Regions from separate parts of the Homo sapiens genome. Here region 1 is linked to region 2. A link is an interaction called in ENCODE POLR2A ChIA-PET data of the cell type or tissue named here. Cell type or tissue: PC-9. All regions are shown on one strand. Links, peaks and the distances in the headings refer to the core of each region. The heading gives the core; the rest is flanking DNA. Region 1 holds the start of LOC105373529 (a long non-coding RNA gene). Region 2 overlaps C2orf49-DT (C2orf49 divergent transcript).

Region 1 (10,950 bases), core at 4,416-6,915, 120 kb before region 2:
GCCTCCAGAACTGTAAGAAATAAGTTTTTGTTGTTTGCAAGCCACCTAGTCTATGATAGTTGTTATAACAACCCGAATGGACTAAGACAACCTGTACGTAAGAAAAATGTACACGTGGAGAAGATTAGGCAACTCCTTGAATTAGTTCCTCATGATATGCTTAGAAAGGTTTGTTATCTACTTTATCCTTTTGACTTTTTCTTGGAGGAGCAGCCCATCCATCCCCTTGGCAAATAAATTGTTGGGTGTGTGGTAGCATTTTCATGTGACATTTGATTTTCTGGATGTCTTCTAAATCAAAACAAGATGGCTGCAGTCCCGCTTGTTCCTGGTGTGCATCTTCTATTTATGTTTGTCACCGCCCCCGGCTCCCTCTCTCTGTCCTCTCCCCCGTCCTGTTCTCCAGCACTCTCACATTCTTCCTCCCCCTCATTCCCTTCTTTGTACCCCGTCAGCCCTGCTTTTAGACCTGAAGTCCGTAGTTTTCAGCTTGAGGGTGGAAATCCAGCCTCATATGTTCACTAATCTCTCTTGGCCACCCTTCACCTCTCCCAGTTAAGTGGCAATTCTTCGTGCCTCTGTGCAAATGTCTTCACTGTAGTACCAACAAGACATCAGAGAATCAATTAGTGCCAAGACCACTCATATGTGTCTGGAGAGTTTTCCAGGTCAATCTATGTTGGCTTAAAACCTTCCATATTTTCATAAATTATAATGGTCTGGTACCGTGAAGTGAACTGGAGAACAAGGCCTCTTGTTCTACACAGGGAAGAGTTCATTTCAAGGGGACATTGACAAATATGGTGACATCTTGATTTTGTCAAATGTCACTATTTATTTTTCAACTATTTTAGCTCAGCAAAACCAAATCTCTCCCTTCCTGGACTTTTTATAACTTTACTGTGACTGTTGAATTTCATGTGTACTTTAGATGAAATATAACCTCTATGTTTCTACAACATTTGCACTTAATAAAACTGACTATTGTTTTCTTAATGTCCAAGAACACTTTAAGAGATTTCAATAAGCCTCTTTTAAAAGGCTTTCTTCTGCCCAGGCCCCAAACCAGGAAACTATATTTTACTAAGGGTAAATAAAATTTTATCATTTCCAAAATTCAAGTGTAGCCTCCACACCAGGCACCCAACATGATTAAAGAGCCTGCTGAATTTGACAAAATGTGTTCTGTTCCCTTTGGTTCAAAAGTGTGTGCATGTGAAACTCCCAAACAAGTTTATAACCACTAGATATATATATATATATATATATGTACATATATTAAATGATAAATATATTCTATAATTGCATTATATATCTCTATATCACCAACTTAATGCTTCCATTCAAGTTCTGATGCAAAGGTGTGTGAGTGGTCATTCAATCTGCATACAAGCACAATCAATAAAAGGTTTTATATTTAAATCAGGACATGCTCAACCTGGCATCACCAGAAGCCTTCTCACATGGCACCTCTAGACCCCATTGCCTTCCCACTCAGAGGTTCCCTGTCCACCATCCTCTCCTCCACCCAAATGCCATCCTTGGACTTTTATAGCTAATTACTTCAGTATGTTAACTAAATTGGTCTCCAAGCTCTTAATGAAGTTGCAAAAGCTCATTTGCAATATGACTACTGTCCTCTTAAAACTGATAAATACCACCATTACTTTCCCTCCAACTAGGCTGGGCTTGCAGCAGAATGGAAGTGGTATACGTGTGTTGCTTTAATGGGAAACACTCCTTTAGACCTTGAATGCTCAGAAGCTCAATGCTTTGTCTTCCTAATGATTTCAAAATCCTGCTAAACATGTTACAATTGCCCAGGACCCATGCATCTCAGACATCAAATTAACTATCTTCATGTATAGATATGAAGATCTTGTCAAAATAGTTGACCCTATTTTCACCTTTCATGGTGTCACTGAAGAACATAAAAAGCATAATTATCAAAGGAAAGATGTATTATCACAGACGAAGACCTTGAGAAAATCTCTAAAGGATTCTGTTGAGTCTGAGGCTCTCTTGATGTGCATTTTCTCCAAATGGGTGGGTGTCACTGTGAGCTCAAAAACCTGAAACCAACCTTTTCCATTACTTAATAATTCAGATCACCATCTGGTTTATTCCCCCACAATTTATCTCTGCACTACACATGATAGAGTGTCTTCAGTTCAGCCCAGTCAGAAGATTCTGGGGATGCTCCAGGAATATACTTTCCTACCATGATCACTTGGCTGCTAGGTTTGATCCTGGTCAATATGCTCCCTTTTGTGTGTGCCAACAACACACTTAGGAAAGGGTTCACACCTAATTCACATCCCTAGGTACTCTGCAAGTAGACACACGCACACACGCATGCACTCATGCACACAGACATGCACATAGAGGCACACGGGACTTTCTTTATTCCCACATATCCCTGAATCCAACAAGCTTTCCACTCTCATCCCAAAACCAACTGTAAAATCCCAAGCCCCAATGTGCTGATATTAGGAGGTGTGTTTTGGGGAGGTGAAGCTTGTCGGATTCCCTGAATCCGACAAGCTTTCCACTCCAGGACCCAAAACCAACTTTAAAGCACAGCTTTTACCACAGTTACTCCAGACTTAAGCAAGAGGAATTTCAGTGTGTGACTAGGGACCCAGGACTATTCCCAGGTGGCTTTGACTTGGTAACCTCAGAAGGATGCTTGTCCTGTAACCAGCTGTCTTTTGTGGTATGGCCAACAGCCAGGTCTCTGCTCTCTGATGCAATCAGTAGAAAAGACAGGAGAGGCAAAGGCTGGAGGGGATGGTATTTGTTCACTGACTCAAAGGCAAATCATTCACGTTAATGCTTCTTTATTGGCATTTGTTTCCTGAACGCGTTGATTACTGGCTTTCCTGCCTCTCATGTTGTGTGTCCATGGCACTGCCCTAAACACAAACACCCTAGCTAGAAACTGGAAGAAATGAAAATATAGGAAGAGAATGACTGATCCTGATGATTGCTATCTGAGGGTAGGAGAATGCAAGTGGAGGTTTACAATTTAAAAAGGAAGTAAACAACAAAACAGGAAATTCTGACACAAAGTACAGGAATAGCCAATTAAGATAAACATTTTTTAATAAAAATTTCTTTTGTCCAACCCCTAATCCTCAGTGTTGCTGGAGATCCAATGGCACATAGTTCCGGGGTTGTTGATCTTGGATTCAGTTTTCTTTAAAAGGCTTGCCTGCCTGCTGCCTGACTTCTTTCAGTCCCAGCCTAATGTCATTCGGGTTATAGGTTATTGGCTGTTGGCACTTGAAGCATCTGTGTTGTGTGTGTAAATCAGTGACTATAGTTAGAGGAAGAAGTTCAAAGTCTGGAACTAATGACTCATGTTGCTGGGAGCCATTTGACCCAACTCTCTGCTGCGCCCCAAACCCTAGTTTTACTTGGCCAGAGTTCTCATGAGTACTCAGTGAGAAACTGGAATTAGAAATCAGTTCTCCTCTTTGAAATGCAAGCCTGATGGCAGTACAATGATGGAAAGAGACAGCATTATCCAAGCACAAAACCAAGGCTTGCCCTCTGGTTATTAAAATGTTGAAATACTTCCTTATTCCTTGGTAATAGCAGCCTCACAAGCTCCCCCAGGCGGCCCCACTATGGCATGAAGATGCCTAAGTCACCCCACACTCTACTGGACTGCTGCCTGTTCCAGCAACCTGATGGTTACCCCGGTACCTGCACAGCAGGAGGCCTCTGTGCCCACCTCCATTCCGATTGGCCAGCATCCCATCAGTAAAATTCTTTGAATGTTATCCCTGCACCAATCATCACTCGTTTTCTCTTTGGGAAGTTCTGGTTGCCACAATTTTAAGAAGACTCAGTGGGACTGAAGTTAGGTAACTAAGATGTTGCCACGGAAAGTCAGAATACAGTTGAGAATTTTTTGTCAAGAGACACAAAAGCCTGGAGAAGGCGATGGTTGAATAGGATGTTCCAGGTGAACCAGGGCTCAAGCTCAAACCCGAAGAGCACCTCTTACCAAAAGTATAAAACAGGTGTGCTTAGATAAATGCAAGAAAGTACTACTTTGTACAGCCTGTTATAAACTTAGGAACACTGCATAATATCCAAGATTGTTGAAGATGTAAACAGGTTCAAAATGCATAATCAGTTTTTAAAACGTGAGCATCTGTTAGCTTGAATGTGCTCACTGTAATCTCGCCTCCTGGGTTCAAGCAATTCACCTGCCTTGGCCTCCTGAGTAGCTGGGATTACAGGCATGCGCCACCACGCTCGGCTAATTTTTTGTATTTTTAGTAGAGACAGGGTTTCACCATGTTGGCCAGGATGGTCTCGAACTCCTGACCTCAGGTGATCCACTCGCCTCAGCCTCCCAAAGTGCTGGGATTACAGGCGTGAGCCACTATGCCTGGCCGAATGTGCATTCTAAAGGGGCAAGTGGAATCTCTGCTGTAGGATTATAACTGTTTGAGGCTGCCGCCAAGGATGGTTATACCTCCAATTATTATCTTGGTGCTTCTATTAAAACAGAATTTTGAACTGAGAGTGATGTGTCCACTTGGACATCAGACACTTTTGTCACTGCTGTCATTGTTGACATGGTGGGGTTCAGAAGAGGATGTGGAAATTCTTCACAAATGGATGGGGGAGGAACCTGAGAACCTTCCTATTTCTTGCCAGGGAAGTCTCAGAAGTTTCTAATGGAGCATCCCCTGACTCCCACCATACTGCTACCCATGGAGAGAATTTACGGTTTGGGATTGCTGGTGCAACGTACAGCGGCTGCACAACAAGGTGGGTGAGAAGAGATTAGACAGAATCCTGGAGGTAAAATTTTAGTTCCAGCTGAGTCCTCGAATCTTTGTGGAAATTTATTATTTGATTGAACATAACTTACCTTTTTTCTGACTAAAAATGATACATATTTGCTGGGTGAAGTGGCTCATGCCTGTAATCCCAGCACTTTGAGAGGCTGAGGTGGAATAATTGCTTGAGCCCATGAGTTTGAGACCAACCTGGGCAACATAGCAAGACCCCGTCTCTACGAAAAAATTAAAAATTAGTTGGGTGTGGTGGCATATGCCTGTGGTTCCAGTTACTCAGGAGGCTGAGACAGAAGGATAGCTTGAGCCCAGGAGTTTGAGGCTACAGTGAGCTGTGATCATGCCACTACACTCCAGCCTGAATGACAAAGCAAGACCCTTTCCCCACCAAGAAAAAAGAAAAAAAAAAGAAAAAGAAAAAAAGAAATATGTTTATTATCAAACATAGTAATCCAGAAAAGTATAAAGCATAAAATAAAGACCCAATTTCCCACTACCCACACATGACCCACTGGATCTAATGTCAACATAGTACTAAATGTATTTCTGGACAGCTTTCTCCATAATATGCATATACACACAAGTAACATGCCATTTACAGCAGTCGAATCATACTATACATGACACTTATGTTTTTTTTTTGGGGGGTGGGGGGGAACAAGTTTCGCTCTCGTTGCCCGGGACGGAGTGCAATGGAGCAATCTCAGCTCACTGCAACCTCTGCCTCCTGAGTTCAAGTGATTCTCATGCCTCAGCCTCCCAAGTAGCTGGGATTACAGGCCTGTGCCACCACGCTCGATTAATTTTTGTATTATTAGTAGAGACAAGGTTTCACCATGTTGGCCAGGCTGGTCTCAAACTCCTGACCTCAGGTGATCCACCTGCTTCGGCCTCACAAAATGCTGGGATTACAGGCTTCAGTCACCACACCCAGCCTATAATATGCTTTTTAAACTCACTGTATAATAAGTCAATAAATACAGCGCTATTTCATCTTTTTTTTTTTTTTTTTGGAGTCAGGGTCTTACTCTGTTGCCCAGGCTAGAGTGCTGTGGTGCTGTCACGGCTCACTGCAGCCTCAACCTCCTGGGTTCAAGAGATCCTCCCACTTCAGCTTCCTGAATACCTGAGACCATAGGCACATACCACCATGACAGGCTAATTTAAAACTATATATATTTTTGTAGAGATAGGGGTCTCACTATGTTGCCCAAGCTGGTCTTGAACTCCTGGGCTTAAGCAATCATCCTGCCTTGGCCTCCCCTTACCATTACTTATAAAAATGGCAAAAACTGCAGTTACTTTTGCACCAACCTAATAAAACTCTGTAGGAAAGCACTTTGTTTCCATTTTTTCTACTATATGTTCATGATGAAAATTCTTGCATCCTATCAAACATATTCTTAGACCAGAGTTCTAGATATGGAATTTCTACATCAAATGGCATGCTTATTTTAAATTTTAACAAACATTGTTAAACTGCTCTTAGAGACCTCTAGATTTGTGTGCATATATATGTATATATATATACACACATATATGTATATACACACATATATAAATATGTATATGGAGAAAAAGAGAGCAAGGGAAAAAGGATAGATCTATTTACCTACGTATACAAAAAACGACAGAGAGACTTATAAGGAATTGACTCATGCAGTTATGAAGGCTGCTAAGTTTAAAATCTGCATAGCTGATGTCTAGTTCTAGTTCAAAAACCAACAGTCTGCTGTACAGCCAAGAAGACCCAATGATTCATGGCTGATGAAGACCACCAGGGAGAAGGATTCTCTCCTACTTGGGGTAAGGCCAGCCTTTTGTTCTTTTCACGCCTTCAACTATTTGGACGAGGCCCACCCATGGAAGGCATTCTTCTTTACTCTGTCCACTGATTCAAATACTAATCTCATCCAAAATCTCCCTCACAGAAGCACCCACAGTACTGTTTGACCAAATGTCTGGATGCCTTATGCCCTAGTTAAGTTGACACAAAATTAACTATCACACTTGCCCTCCAGAAATCTGACCTTATACTCACACCAGCAGTACACCAGAGTTGCTGTTTGCCTCCAGCGGCACCTGCATTGGCCTCTGCCAATTTCTAATTTTTACCAGTGTGGTAGGAAAAAGTGGTATCTTGATATTGCTGGGGTTTTTTCACTTTGCACATTTTTTTTTTTTTTTTTTTGAGACTTTCTCCTCTGTGGCCCAGGCTAGAGTGCAGTGACACAATCATGGCTCTCTGCAGCTTTTACCTCCTGGGCTCCAGCAATCCTCCCACCTCAGCCTTTCCAGTAGCTGGGACCTCAGGAGTCCACCACCACTCCTGGATAATTTTTGTATTTTTTGTAGAAATGGGATTTCACCATGTTGCCCAGGCTGGTCTCAAACTTCTGAGCTCAAGTGATCTGCCCACCTTGGCATCCCAAAGTGCTGGGATTACAGGTGTGAGCTACCGTGCTTGGCCTGCACTTCTTTATAACTAGTGAGGTTAGGCACATTTTTCATAAGGTCAATGGCGTCTTTTGTTGTTGCTTGGTAAATTAACAGCTTTATGTACTTGACCAAATTTTCTATTGGATTGATTACTTTTGTTATATTAATGTATAAAAACTTTGTATTAGTAATATTAATACTTCATCATATATATTATAATATTTTCTCCAGTTTGTGTTTGCTTTTTAACCCTTGTGTGTTATGTGTTATGTTATGCCATTTACTGTTCAGGTAGTCCAATTCAATGTCTTCCTGCATAGTTGCTATTATCGATGCCTTCCCTTATCTAAGGCTTCTGAAAATATTCCGTTGGGTAAGTTTCAGCATCTGACAATTAGGGGGACATCCAGCTTCCAAGTTCAAAAATCCTATGTGTTCTGCTTGTTAACACTCACCCTACTCTTTGCCTACAGAGCCAGTTTCTACCCCCTTTCCTAAATTCTCTTTATAGTGCCAAGATGATCAAAACCAACCCATCCCTCCCACTGTAGTTATAGAAGCTCTCCATCAGCACTGGGCCAGCCCGGTGCCAGGGGTTGGGTTACCAGTTAGGTGCCAGGAGTAACTTCGACATGATCACAGAAGATACACATCAGTTAACACAGCAGCAGCTGTGTGGCTGTGCTTCCAAGACACCTGGGTCCACATGTCTTCAACGGTGCCCACGTACTGAGCGCAAGCTAATGCCAGTGACTGCAGTCTGCAAAGTTAACCCCTCGTGGGACTTTAAAGCTCAGAGTGATTTTTGTTTGTTTGTTTTGTTTCTTAGGAATTTCTTCTACAGGAGACAAGAGTTTTCAAACTGTACCAGACTCAAACTTTTAACTCTAATTACACAAAGCTGAAGAGTGGCTAAAGACAAAACAGGGACTAATTGAAAGTAAATTCGGGGGCCAGATGCGGTGGTTCACGCCTGTAATCCCAGCACTTTGGGATGCCGAGGCAGGAGGATCACCTGAGGTCAGGAACTCGAGACCAGCCTGACTGACATGGTGAAAACCCCTCTCTACTAAATACAAAGGATTAGCCAGGCATGGTGGCGCATGCCTGTAATCCCAGCTACTTGGGAGGCTGAGGCAGGAGAATCACTTGAACCCAGGAGGCGGAGGTTACAGTGAGGTAAGATTGCGCCACTGCACTCCAGCCTGGGCAACAAGAGCAAAACTCCGTCTAAGAAAAAAAAAATTCAATTAGGGGATCAAGAATGAATCATTAAACATGGATTTTATTTGGACATCTCTTCTTAATATGGCAGATGCATTGGGTTTTTAAGGTAATAAGAAGCCATTACATTAAGGTAGTGTGAAATGAATACGCAAGGTTGTGTGCACTAGCACCTGTCACTTAAGTGGTAGTCTGTAGGGGTTTGTTGAATGAATGTATGACTGAATGAAACTCAAAATACATTATTGTTGGATCACCTAAGGCTTAAATAATGTATCTATGGTAAACCATGATAAAGGAACAAACACAAATGATTCTGATCTCTAGTTTCTTCGTATGCCATTAAGAGAGGATTGTTGCAAATATCTTTGAGGGTAACTCTCAGAGAGGTTGGAGGTGGAGGCAGGGATTCATTAGAGCCATCTGAGCAGCTTTTCTAAGCTAAACATACCCCACTTCCTCCCACTATAATGGTGTGCGTGCATGGCCCACCTCCCCATTCTTTGGCTCACTTGGAGTTTCTATACTCTAAGTGGAACTCACTCCTTTGGTGAAATGTGTTCCACTTACAATGTGAGACATGCCCAAAAGAGCCCATCCTTTGTTTGTAAGTTTCTCCACAGGTCTTCTACCGAGCCAGCACTAGCCATAATACCAAGTGCTGCTCCACCCCTCATCAATGTCAACCTCCTTTGCTTGTTGATGACCTCACTGTGATACTGTAAAGGGCAGAGTAGCTGATAATGCACCGAGCCTCTGTGCTCAGGAAGTCTTGGGTGCTCAACATCTGTTGTATCTCTGGCTCAAGTGGGTAATAGTGCTGTAAATCAACAGGTGTTCATGAGTTCACTCTGCCTTACGTGCCTGGGGCCCTGGGTGCATGGAAGGAAGCTTTGGGCACTGGACTGGGTGCTGCAGTCCTGCCCCTCCCAACCTTGCCCTACGTGAACAGGCACTTGGGCAGGGCTCTGTTACACCCTCAGCTGCCCAGCCCATCTCTTGGCTCTCCTGCTGTTGGATACACAGTCCCATGAGCTCACTGATTTAATCCATTTTATTACTACTAACTAAATTTAAGACATTTTCTCCTCTAACACAATAGATTTTTCTTCTAATTAAATACTCATCAAAGTGATTAATTAAACGAAAGGCTAGTGTATTTATGCTCCATTTTCCATGTCTGCTTTGCTGGTACCCTTTGCAGTCCGGACTTTCCCATTTTCTAGCTGTCAAAATCCCTTCTTCCCTAATTTGGAATGTATTTAGCTAATTCCCTCTGCAAAATCCTATTCACTGATTTAGGCTGGTTAAGGAATTCCCCTTCTCAAAGCGTCGCTTTACTGATCTTAGAGGACACTGAGCTCACTTTAACATGAAAATATAAAATAGAGAGCCTCTGAGGATGGGATTATATTTCTAGTTAATTTGTTCAGAACTTCATATAAAATGACACTTTAATTTACATAAAATCTGTCAACCTCCAGAAATGGTTTAAAAGGTCTCAATAGGGCCGCACACAGTGGCTCACACCTGTAATCCCAGCACTTTGGGCGGCTGAAGCGGGTGGATCACCTCAGGTCAGGAGTTCAAGAACAGCCTGGCCAAGATGGTGAAACCCTGTCTCTACAAAAAATACAAAAAAAGGTGGCAGGTGCCTGTAATCCCACCTACTCAGGAGGCTGAGGCAGGAGAATCGTCTGAACCTGGGAGGCAGAGATCGCGCCATTGCACTCCAGCCTGGGCAACAAGAGCGAAATGCCATCTAAAAAAAAAAAGGTCTAAATAGGGAAACAGAATCTACATCAAACAATTTCAACAGAGGGAATTTATGCTAGGAACCGGGTGCGTGGATGATGGGGGTGTTGAGAGGCTGAATTGGGAGAGTGAGGAAAAGCCACTGCCAGTGGCCCGGGGTCACCCAAAGGAAGCTCAAACCATGGCAGGGGCCACAGCTGTGCCAGAGACACCAACATAGGCACAGAGAGGGGACCACCCAGCTAAGCCCCAGAAGCTGAGAAAGGAGGCTCCAGGGCAATGTGCTCTGGCAACCTGGAGCAGAGCAGGCAGGAGAAGGGCTGAGAAGTGGACCCAAGGCAAAGGCCCAAGCTAGGGTCCCAGCCTTCCTTCTCCAGGCTCCAACACAGTCCACATGATGTGGGCAGCTGAGGCTACTCCATGGCTCCCTGACAGTGAGACGTGTGCCTCTGTCCACTGGGAACCACTGCATGTCCACAGGATTGAAGAAAATAACTGTCTCAACCCCCCTTCCAGCCGCATACTCAGGCAGAGTCTTAGCCATAGTGCCTCCCACGTTGCATCTTTTAACAGCCTGGCTTATGTTCCCAAAATGGTGTTGGACAACTAAGGAAATAAAGAGAGTGACCTTTCCTGCAAACTTACATTTCTAGGCTGGGATACGCACCTGCTTCATGAAACACCCACTCTTCTGACATTTCTCCTAACTGAG
Region 2 (10,950 bases), core at 2,248-4,747:
ACAATGAAGTAACTTTTTAAATTGCTGTAGGTATCAATCATAGTCTTAATTCCCAGTAATTCACTTACTAAGAAATATTTTCTGCTTCTCTTTCATCATTCATGGGAGAGATACATATCCCTAAATATTTTGCACATTTAAAACTTAAACTTGGGTATGGTGGCTTATGCCTGTAATCACGGCGTTTTGGGAGGCTCAGGTGGGAGGATTGCTTGAGTCCAGGAGTTCCAGGCCAGCCTGGGCCACATAGTAAGACCCCGTATCTACAAAAAATAAAAAAAAAATTAACCGGGCATGGTAGTGTCTCTGTAGTACTAGCTACTCGGGAGGCTGAGGTGGTAGGATCACTGGCGCCCAGCAATTCCAGCCTGCAGTTAGGATTACCACACTGCACTTCAGCCTGAGCGGCAGAATGGGACCATGTCTGAAAAAATAAATAAAAAATAAAACTTGCAGGTATGTTCTGAATGTTTATTGTATGCATCCTCTATGAGGTATCATTTTATTGGAAATTATTGCATTGTCTACAAAAATATGAAGAACTCTGAAGATGCCAAAAGATAAACCGTGAAAGAGTACTAGAAGTGAGCTCCTCAAAAAGATAAAGCTGAGAAGTGTTTCCCAATTTTTCTTACTCATTTATGTATGTAATACTTTATGTCTAGAAACTGAATTTCAGAGCTGGGAGGGAACTTAAAAGTTAGTCCAGTTCTTTCATGTTAGTGCCAAGAAAGCTGATCAGAAAGAGATTAAATGACTTGCCCAAAATTGAATAGTCTTAAATCTGAGCTGAGGCAGGCGTCTGAATGTCTTAAATTGGAGTTAAATGTATTAGCGTCATAGTATTAACATCATCATATTCCATATCTCTCAAATCTGATTTGATTTTCATTACAATAGAGAAATAAGTGTGATTAGTATTATCCCCATTTCCTTCACCGGGAGGCACATTGTTTTAGTATCAAAAGCAGCTACCTTGGGAGAATCCGGGGCTAGAAACCTGACTTCATTTCAAGTTTTACTCTTGTTGCACCAAAACCTTGGGTGAGTTAGTTTCTCAGCCTCAGTCCCCTCATCAGGAAAATGCTGTGTTAGCACTTTCTGTGAAGAATGATCAAAGGAGTGGAGATTATGGAGATTATAAACACACTTGACACAGTAAGTGTTTAAGAACTGGTAGCTGATTTTTACAAAGTTATGGGTCATAGAAGGCAGTTTAGAGAAAAGGGCAGGCTTTGGAGTAGCTCAGTTGTATTATAACCTTGGCTTCTTTACTCACCTAGGACATACATTCTCTCTTTAGCTGTAGCTTCCTCCCTTCTGAGATGGAAATTATAAGCCATCTCACAGTGTTGTGAGGATTGGAGCTCAAGTGTGTAAAATGCCTCCTCTGTGGGCTCTCCTTGGAGAGTTCTTGTATCCTATTGATTGTCATCAAAGGAAAAAAGTGGCAGGATGATGGCATAAGTGGGAAGAACCTTGAGTTTAATAGTCTGAAAAAGTGGTTACAGGTTCTTGCTATGCTTTTCCTCTCTGTGGTTTTCTGAACCCATCGCCTAACCTGAAGCCTTAAACTTCATCTGCAAAAATGTTTTGTGGCAGGTAAGATGTCTTTTTTTTCTTCCAGTACTTCCCAGTTTAAAACTAAGAGTACTTCCTTGCTTATAACTAATTCTATTAATATTATTCTAGGTGACTCTGAAGCAGAACTCTTGAGATGGAAGGATTGTCATCTGAGGAAAAAAAATCAAGATTAAGAGAGGAGGAACTAGAATGAGATTCACATACCGTCTCTCCTCCAAGGGAAGGAGAGAGTGGTGATGCCTGCCCACTCCTTCCTGGGCAGAACATTTGTAGCATGGAACATTGGAGAATTTGCAGTCTGCTGACTTTCTGATTTAGGAGGTTGATGGGGAGGCCTTATAATTTGCATTTCTAACAAGTTCTGAGGTGATGCTTCAAGTATGTCCAGGCAGAAGGGCTGCCTCACAGAGAATTCTGCCATACCACATGGGAATTGAAGTCACAGACATCTCTAACCCTCAAGCCTGAAACCAAAAGACTGAAAACCAACACTACAGTGGACAAAGAACATCTCTGAACTTGTGTGGGGACCAGTGACACAAGGACCTAAGGTCTCTCTCTTCTCATCTTGGCACTTCAGAAGTCTCCCCAATCTTGACAAAGCCCTGGAGAAAGGGCCGGGCCTCCCGTTGATAAGAATATCACTGCAGATAAATGGAGGTTTCAAATTGAAAGAAAGGAGGAGGGCCTCCTGTTGATAAGATTATTGTCACTGCAGGTAAATGGAGGCTTCAAATAGAAATACATTTCAGTTACAGAAAAAAAAATTATCTTTGTTACACATTTGAGTTTGCAGGCCTAAGGTTACTCCCGCTACACTATCATCTGTAACCATAACGCACTCAACATTTTAAGCTAACTATAAGGATTGTTGCTTCACTCAAAGATCCTGAGGTTTTATTCACTAACATTTTTATTTGGTGACTATAGTTGACAAGAACAAAGCTGTGGGGAACCAACAAACACTGCAATGCCTGGCATTGTCACCTCACTAGATTGTGAGTTCCTCTGGGACAGGGTCCGTACATTTTCTTAGAATCCCTCACTTAGCCATTAGCCTGCACAGTGCTTGTACTTAGTAAGTGCTCAGTAAATGTTTGTGGAATGAATGCATGATGAACAAAATATATACTGAGGACTCTTGGTGTTGATTCTTGTTGATAATGTAATAGTTAAGATATGTTATAAATATGTTATAAATATTGTATCAAAATATTGTATCAAAAATATACTTGAACAGGCTGGGCGTGGTGGCTCACACTTGTAATCCCAGCCCTTTAGGAGGCTGAGGTGGGTGGATCACTTGAGGTCAGGAGTTCGAGACCAGACTGGCCAACATGGTAAAACCCCATCTCCACTAAAAAAAAACAAAAGTTAACTGGGCATGGTTGTGGGTGACTGTAATCCCAGCTACTCAGGAGGCTGAGGCAGGAGAATCGCTTGAACCCGGGAGGTAGAGGTTGCAGTGAACCAAGATCGCACCACTGCACTCTAGGGGACAGAGCAAGACGCCTCAAAAAAAAAAATGTATATATATAGTATATACATACACATGAGCATAAAGGAGCTTCAATGTGAAGGTAATAATTTAAGCAACATTTCACATTTTGGACCTGTGTTGTTAGCTATTTAGAACAGTTAAACTACTAGCTTGCTTTTAAATCCATTGTCTTAGTCATTTCAAGTTGTTATAACAAAATACCATACACTGAGTAGTTTATAAACAACAGAATGCATTTCTCTCAATTCTGGAGGCTGGGAAGTCCAAGATCAAGGTGCTGGCAGATTGTGTGTAGTGAAGATCCATTCATCAGAGATGGCACCTTCTCGTTGTGTCCTCACATGGTGGATGGGGCAACAGGCTCTCTTAGGCTTCTTTTATAAGGGCAATAATTCATGAAGTTTCCACACTTATGATAGAATTACCTCCTAGAGGCCCCACTTCCAAATACCATCACCTTGAGGGTTAGGTTTCAACATACAAATTTTGGAGGTACACATTCAGATGATGACAGCACTCATAGGTTACCTTTCATCTTTGGGTTCTCAGTGCCTGCTACAACAGCACAAGAACAGTAAGTGTGTGCTGAATGAATACAGATGAATGAACCTTTCCCCATCCTCAGATACTTCCCAACTGAGCTCCACTATCACCAAACTTCTAGAGCACATTATTTTTTGCCTTATGATCTCGTTAGGTGGGTTTTTCTTGCACATACCACACTAATCCAGTGGTCCTCAAAATTGTGTGCCCATTAGAATCCTCTGGAGGGGTTGTAAAAATAGTTTGCTGGGTCCTAACCCCAGAGTTTCTGATTTAGGAGGTTTGGGATGGGGACACCAAAATTTGCATTTCTAACAAGTCCAGAGGTGATGTTGATACTGCTGGCTACCAACTCTACCTTATAAACCATTGCCCATTAAACTCTTGAGGGTAGAGACTGTCTTCCTCATTTCAGTATCTGCTGAAGCCTCTGGCATAGTACCTGGCACATAGGAGCTGCTAAAGAAGTAGTTGATTGAACAATAGTTCAAAAAAGTTTATTTTACTGAAGCTAGATTACAAGTATATGAATGTGTGTGTATATGTGATTAAATGAGCTATTACATGTAAAAGCTCTTAAAACATGGCACATAGTAAGCTGTTGCTTTAAAAAAAATAAAAAATGTAACCTTTCTTTGCTTATATTCTAAAATGACACCAACCATCCTACATGTGTGCTCTTAAATAGCTTATATATTAGAATAATGGAATCTTAGTACTAAAGGCTGGATGTGGTTGCTCATGCCTGTAATCCCAGCACCTTGGGAAGCCGAGGTGGGTGGATCACTTGAGGTCAGGAGTTCAAGACCAACCTGTTCAATATGGTAAAACCCTGTCTCTACTAAAAATACAAAAATTAGCCCTGCGTGGTGGTGCATGCCTGTAGTCGCAGATACTTAGGAGGCTGAGGCAGGAGAATTGCTTGAACCTGGGAGGTAGAGGTTGCAGTGAGCTGAGAAGATTGTACCACTGCACTCCAGCCTGGGCAAAAGAGACTGTCTAAAAAAAAAAAAAAAAAGTAATCTAGTTAATATTTCAATATTGAGCATCAAGAATTTTTAAAAATTGGTTGAGTGTTTTCTACATGCAGAAAGATACAGCAGAGAGCATAGACACAATCCTTGCCCTCCCAAGCGTATACCCAGCGAGAAAGTGAGAAGCACAGAGTATGTGTAAGCATAAAAATACTAAGTTTTGAGAGTAGACAGCAACTATGAAAATATTCAGTTATATCGATGCAACTCAGTCTTCATTAATTGTTCTCATCGGAGCACATCTTTTTCACATTCTGTAAAGTAACGCTCGGTATGGGCCCAAGGAATATTTAATAAATATTTAAAAATGAAGTTAATAATTGTTTTGAAAGCCATATGGTTGATATTTCTTCTTAAATGTAACCAATAGAAACAACATAAGGAATTTGGCCTGTGCATATATTTGCACATTTATGGTACAGGCATTTACATGGAGGTGCCTGTCATTTGTGACACAGACTTCTCATCAAGTTTCAGAAGGAACAGATGTTTCTAGATGGAATAATATGGAGCTTGCCATTGTAAGAATCCTGTAATAAATCCTTTCATAAAATAAATATATCTGAATTATCTCTTGTTATACATTTTCACTCCTGGATCATCTAAAGTAGAACACAAAGATTGTTCATAAACTATTCATTCAAAACAACTTTATATAAAAAGAATTACTGTTGCTGAATTCTGGATTCTTATTGTTGCTCTTTCTTACTAGCATGGGGTTTGGGACAAGTCACCTTTTTAAATTTTTTTATTTATATTTTCCTAAGTGAATTAACACAGGAAGTCATTCACCTTTCTTTGCCTCAAAGAATTAAATTTATTCTTTGACGCTATTAAGTAAATTAATAGCGTCTACTTCATTGCTCAGTCACTAGCAGTTTCTGAAGTCACTGTCTGGCAGTCAGTAGATATCACCTCTGTAACTAGTCTTGTGCAGCTCTCTGTGATGTGATCTGGTAGAGGACTAAGATACAAAAGCACAAGGGTGAATTCTAGGACCACCTGAGCCAGTGATTAGTTGATGACAAGTCACATAGTCTCTGTGAGCCTGGGTAAAATGAAGAGACTGGATTTGCTCTTGTACCTTCCCAATCCCTGGCTCCACTAGCTGTTGGCCACCTTAGACTTGAAGGTCCATTCACTGCTGCTTGCCCTTGAAGCTCAATTGCTGGTCAGAGCTTTACACTCCTGGGAAGCCAGTCCCCTACCTGGAGGCTGAGCCGGTGACACTGGTTCCACTGGGTCACAGCTGAAGCACCACTGGGGATGGGGCATTTATGTGGCCATGAGTCACACTAGGGTAGGGGTAGAGGGCAAGTCACAGGAAGATTGTTGGGTTTTTTTTTTTTTTTTTTTTTTTTGGCCAGTTTCTTTTCTTTCTTTTTTTATCCCTTTGAAACAGAAGACCATGGCGTACAATCTGGTATCTGCCTTCAGGGTTGGGATAATATCTTTGTTTTACAATACTCAGAGTGGCTGGAAGAAAGCTGAGGCCACAGGTCACTAGCAGGTTCTAAAGTCTGAAAATCCCTGGGAAAATTTGACTTTTTATATGCTAATAATTGAGTACTGACAACTCTGGAGGGAGCTTTCCAATTCTTCCGTCATGAAAGTGGACTTTGTATACTAAAGAGGGGTTCATGGATTCATGGTAACCTACAATTCTTCCTTGCGGCCTGAACCAAAGGAATAGCAGCTACAGTTGGGTTTTCCTAAAAGGAGTAAGATAGTCCCAGGCCTCCCTTCTCAAATAAGTGTATCAAGCAGGTGGACTCTGCCAGTCGGGGGTCCCGGTCAATCCCTAGGGCCCTGGGGCGCCATGGGCCTCGTGGGAGGGCTGCGCATCCCAACCATGCCTTCGTCTCCTGGTGGGGCACCGGCGGTACGTCCGATCCTCCAGCCCGCGTGGTCAGGCGGCCGCGGGCCCAAGCATTTCCCAGGGCCCAAGCATTTCATTCATTTATTCATTCACGCAGCAGGTATTTCCCGGGCGCCCTCCTCCTGTGTAGGTGACAGAAACTGGGTGGCGAGCGAGCCAGGCAAAGCCCGGCTTCCCTGAAGCTCCCCGCAGCGGCGGGGGCGGAGAAGAGACCTCAGCCCCGCGGGCTCGCACAGCTGGCGCGGACCACGCTCTCGCCCGGGGCCGGCGGCCTCAGCGCCCCCCGAATGAACACCTTCCGCCCGCTGGCCGCCCCGCGAGGCGGGCCGTGTCGTGGCCCCGGTGCACGGAGGGGGACGCCGAGGCCCGGAGCAGGGCCCGTCTCGGCCTGTGCTCGGAGCCAGGCGGCAGGGCCCGCGGGCCGGCGGGCGGCGCGGAGACGGCTGCGCTCCCGCCCTCCGCCAGCGCCTGGCGGCCGCCCCACGTGACGGGAAGCGGCGGCTGCGGGGTCGGGCCAGCCCAGGAGCCGCGGGCCGGAGCGGGGCGGCGGGGCCCCAGGCCGCGGGGCGGCGCGGGACGGCGGGCGCCGGCGCCGGTGAGTGAGGAGGGCGGCGGGGCGCGGGGTGCGGGGCTCAGGGCGCGGGGCGCGTGGGGCAGGAGGGCGGGGAGCAGGAGTGGGGGGTAGGCGGCGGGGCGGGGTGGAGGGCGAGCCCGTGCGTGTGCGCTGGGGCAGGTGTAGTGGGGGCTGGAACGCGGGGTGGGGGGAGCAAGTGGCTATACACTTGGGGGCAGGTGTGCGGGTGTGCGACTTGGTAGCTGTCCCTTGTGGGGGCCGGCTAGCCTGCTGGGGTGAGCAAATAAGTGTTCACGTGTGTGTGGGATGAAGTGTGCACGGGTGTGGGGTCAAGTGTGTATGTTGTGTGTGAGGAGTGCGTGTGTGTTTAGGGCAAGGGAAGACCTGAGAGACCTCGTCCTTGATTTGGGTTTTCCGGGGAGAAGGGCCAGGAAGGACTTGCACCTCCATCCCTGGTATGGAATGGTTTTGGCGCTGTGATTGAGGTTTCTGGGAGCTCTTTGGATTTGAGAGCTCAAATTCGGGTCACACTCAGGCCTGAATTGTCCTGATCTGGAGAGTAGGCAGGGGTGTGTTGGGGAGTAGGGAAAAGTGCTGTGCTGGGCTTCCTGGCCCCTGTTTTTAGCACCAGGTCAAGGGCTGGAAGCTGTCATCCCTGTGGAATTGTTTTCTTTCCATTGCCTTCTGGAGGTGCAGGTGCAAGTTAGTCCGCCTGCCTCCCTGTGTTAAGTGTTGATATCCTTAAACACGGAAGCTGTCCGGTTGTCTGCACCTGCCGTGGCTTCTACCCAAGGACTGTTGAGTGACCCTCAGGAAGCCTCCTACCTGGCTGCTAAAAATGGGGGCTCACAGATCACACAGCAGGCCTTACTGCACGTGGACTGCACGCGCAGCTGTGGTCAAAACATGTCTGAGCAGAGTTTAATCACTGATGAAGTGCTCATGGGCAAGCACCTTGTCTATCAGGAAGGAAGGCAGCTGCGGGTGTGATTGTGGTGGCAAGTTAAGGCACTGAGAAGGTGTGCAGGGAAGATCCTACTGCGTTGTGTGTGTTGGCTTGGTTGGAGTCAGGATGAACGAATGTAGAGGGACTGTGTGGTGGCTGCTACTCTCTCATGGTGGACATGCTTCTCTCTGTTGGTCAGCCGGAAGCTGGCAGACAACTGAGAGCTCGCAGTTCCATGGTCAGTCAGAAGGAACATTTGGTCAGCTGCTTCCTTTTCTTTTTCCTTCCATTTCTGCCAGCCGAGCAGCCTCAACAGTCATTGCAGCTGCTTCTGTGATGTGTAGCAAAACGCTGCCTGGAGTACTAGAAAGTCTACTGGCTGGAATCTGCTGGAACCTGTCCATAACTAGCCTGCCCCAGGTCATCTATGAAATGGGAGTGATGCTCTGTGGTGGTAATGAATGTGGAGTGTGGGTTCAAATCCTGCCTCTGCCATTTCCTGTGACCTTTGGGCAATTTGCTGGACATTCTGAGTCTCAAATTCCTCCATCAAAATAGGGATAATATTAGAAAAGGCACATGAATTCTAATAAGAAATTGTGCCTGGAAAGGATCCGGCACAGGGTCTGGCATTTAGTAGGTGCTCAATAAATTATTGCTGACAAATATAAATGAGGATGTAGAGCCAGGTCTCCCTCAGCTCTGAAAATATGTAGTTTTATGTTTTGAGTAATTGTTAACCTAACAAATGATTTACTCTGGAGTTAGACTTGTGGGTTCTGAATTCCAATTTGCTATGTGCATCAAGGTTTGCATTACACAATTGAATTGGGTGAGAGGTGAGGTGCCACTGTTAGCCTTCATTCACTCTGCCTTTTCTTCTACACTCATGATTGTGCATGGCAGTCCTCTTGTCATAGCATTGGAGGCAGAGCGTTTTCACCACTGCAGGAATCCCAGGACCAATCTAACCTCAGCTTAAACCCTCCAGAGACAGGGATTTGTAAAGGGCCCATTCTTCATTTAGGCAGCTCCAGTTGAGGAGTTTTAAAAGCATAGAGCTCACTATTTTAAAAATGCTATATTTTCTTTTTGTTGTTGTCTTCTGGGTGGTTTTTTTGCTGTTGTTTTTGAGACAGGGTCTTGCTCTGTCACCCAGGCTGGAGTGCAGTGGTGTGACCATGGCTCACTGCAGTCTTGATCTCCCAGACTCAAGGGATCCTCCCACCTCAGCCTCTCAAGTAGCTGGGACCACAGGCTCGCACTACCACACCCAGATAATTTAAAAAATTTTTTTTGTAGAGATAGGGGTCTCCCTGTGTTGCCCAGGCTGTTCTCAAACTCCTGGCCTCAAGCAATCCTCCTGTCTTGGCCTCCCAAAGTGCTGGGATTACAGACCTGAGCCGCTGCGCCCAGCCAAAAAACTTGCTGTATTTTCTGGGTCTGATATGCAGCTAACATTTCTGTTAGGAAAAAAAAAATGAAGTTATTTGGCTTATTCCTTCATGCTAATATTACAAATTTGTGATCTTTTAAGAAAACTTGAAGAAATTTTACTTAATGGGTTAAGTGTCTTCATCTTGGTCTGAATCCAGCCCTCATTAGAAATACATTAAAGTAGTCATTTGTGGCAGCCAGGTGTTTGGATACTGCCGAATAATTTGGCTCAGACTTTACAACTCATCTCTGTAGCAAACCTGACTCGTTTTTCTTTATTTAAAAAAATAAATACCTACTAAATGAATGTAGAGTAACAACTTAATTTGGTGCTACCCCAAATGACTTTAAGTGCCTCATGAAAAGTGAATTATGAAATCTTGCAGATGATTTGAAATCAAGATCTTTTCTTGATAGTCAAGTAACTGCTGTTGAAAAAGTTAAAGATTTAAGGAAAAAATCACATATTTAAAGATGACAACTGACTGGATATTATGGACTATCAAGTCCTGTAGGTACTCAATAATTTTTTTTTTCTTTTTTTGAGACAGGGTCTCACCCTGTCACCCAGGCTACAGTACAGTGTCGTGTTCTCGGCTCACTGCAACCTCCATCTTCCAGGCTCAAGTGATCCTTCCACTTTAGCCTCCCAAGTAGTTGGGGCTATAGGCACATGCCACCATGCCCGGCTAATTTTTGTATTCTTCTATAGAGACAGAGTTTCACCATGTTGCCCAGGTTGGTTTTGAACTCCTAAGCTCAAGCAATCCATCTGCCTCGGCCTCCCGAAGTGCTGGGATTATAGGCATGAGCCACTGCTCCTGGCCAGTACTCGATAATTTTTTGTGGCTGTTTGAAGGTTCAGTATTGAGGAAGATGTTATGAAGTAAATGCCATATTTCTATTCTGCTCTTCTTCTACCTCCCACTTCTCTTCCTAAACCCTTTTAATTCTAACTGCTGATGGTACTCTTATAGGATGTATATTATATATATGTACATACACACACACATACACCCTTATGCATATGTATGTATACACACACCATATATAGTATGTGTATATATGTGTGTGTATATAAATATATGTTTATATGTATTTAAATAATTTTGATTAGTATTGCCCAGTAAAAAGGATACCAACTATGAATAGTTACATATATTAAATATACATCATGATAATATTAAGATGACAAGTTAGATATTAGACCTTAACTGTCTTTTTTTAATCCTCTTTTTTTAGATACTCTTGCAGATTATCAGAGCAGGTTCATTGCACTATAACTAATCTTGCTGTCTCTGTTGCATGAGTGCAAAAGATAACATAAAATGGTTGTCAAGCAGTATCTTCATTTTCAAAGGGGGGAAAAGTTGACTTTTGTACAAGCCAGTAAATTTATTGTTGATTCCTGACAAATTTCAAGATTGAGTCATTCAACAGATGGCTGTGGGA

What was found. Peaks named below come from ENCODE experiments on the same cell type or tissue, not always from the same donor. Only the 100,000 strongest peaks of a DNase experiment are listed, where the experiment ranks them.
Region 1: POLR2A ChIA-PET joins it to region 2 with 34 read pairs; 3 of 35 experiments call an interaction of 5 or more read pairs at or near these places.

The regions. Positions count from the first base shown.
Region 1 is chr2:105,447,644-105,458,593 of GRCh38, reverse strand. LOC105373529 (a long non-coding RNA gene) reads left to right here and starts at 3,903. Exons shown (of 3, transcript XR_923141.1): 1 at 3,903-4,031; 2 at 4,678-4,791; 3 at 8,089-8,267. In PC-9, for the core only: no CTCF peak of the experiment used is centred there; no DNase peak of the experiment used is centred there; H3K27ac peaks cover 1,048 bases.
Region 2 is chr2:105,325,811-105,336,760 of GRCh38, reverse strand. C2orf49-DT (C2orf49 divergent transcript) reads left to right here. Exons shown (of 2, transcript NR_187479.1): 1 at 1-1,602; 2 at 1,693-5,232. TGFBRAP1 (transforming growth factor beta receptor associated protein 1) reads left to right here and starts at 7,026. Exons shown (of 12, transcript NM_004257.6): 1 at 7,026-7,136. RefSeq lists a silencer at 6,712-7,141. In PC-9, for the core only: no CTCF peak of the experiment used is centred there; no DNase peak of the experiment used is centred there.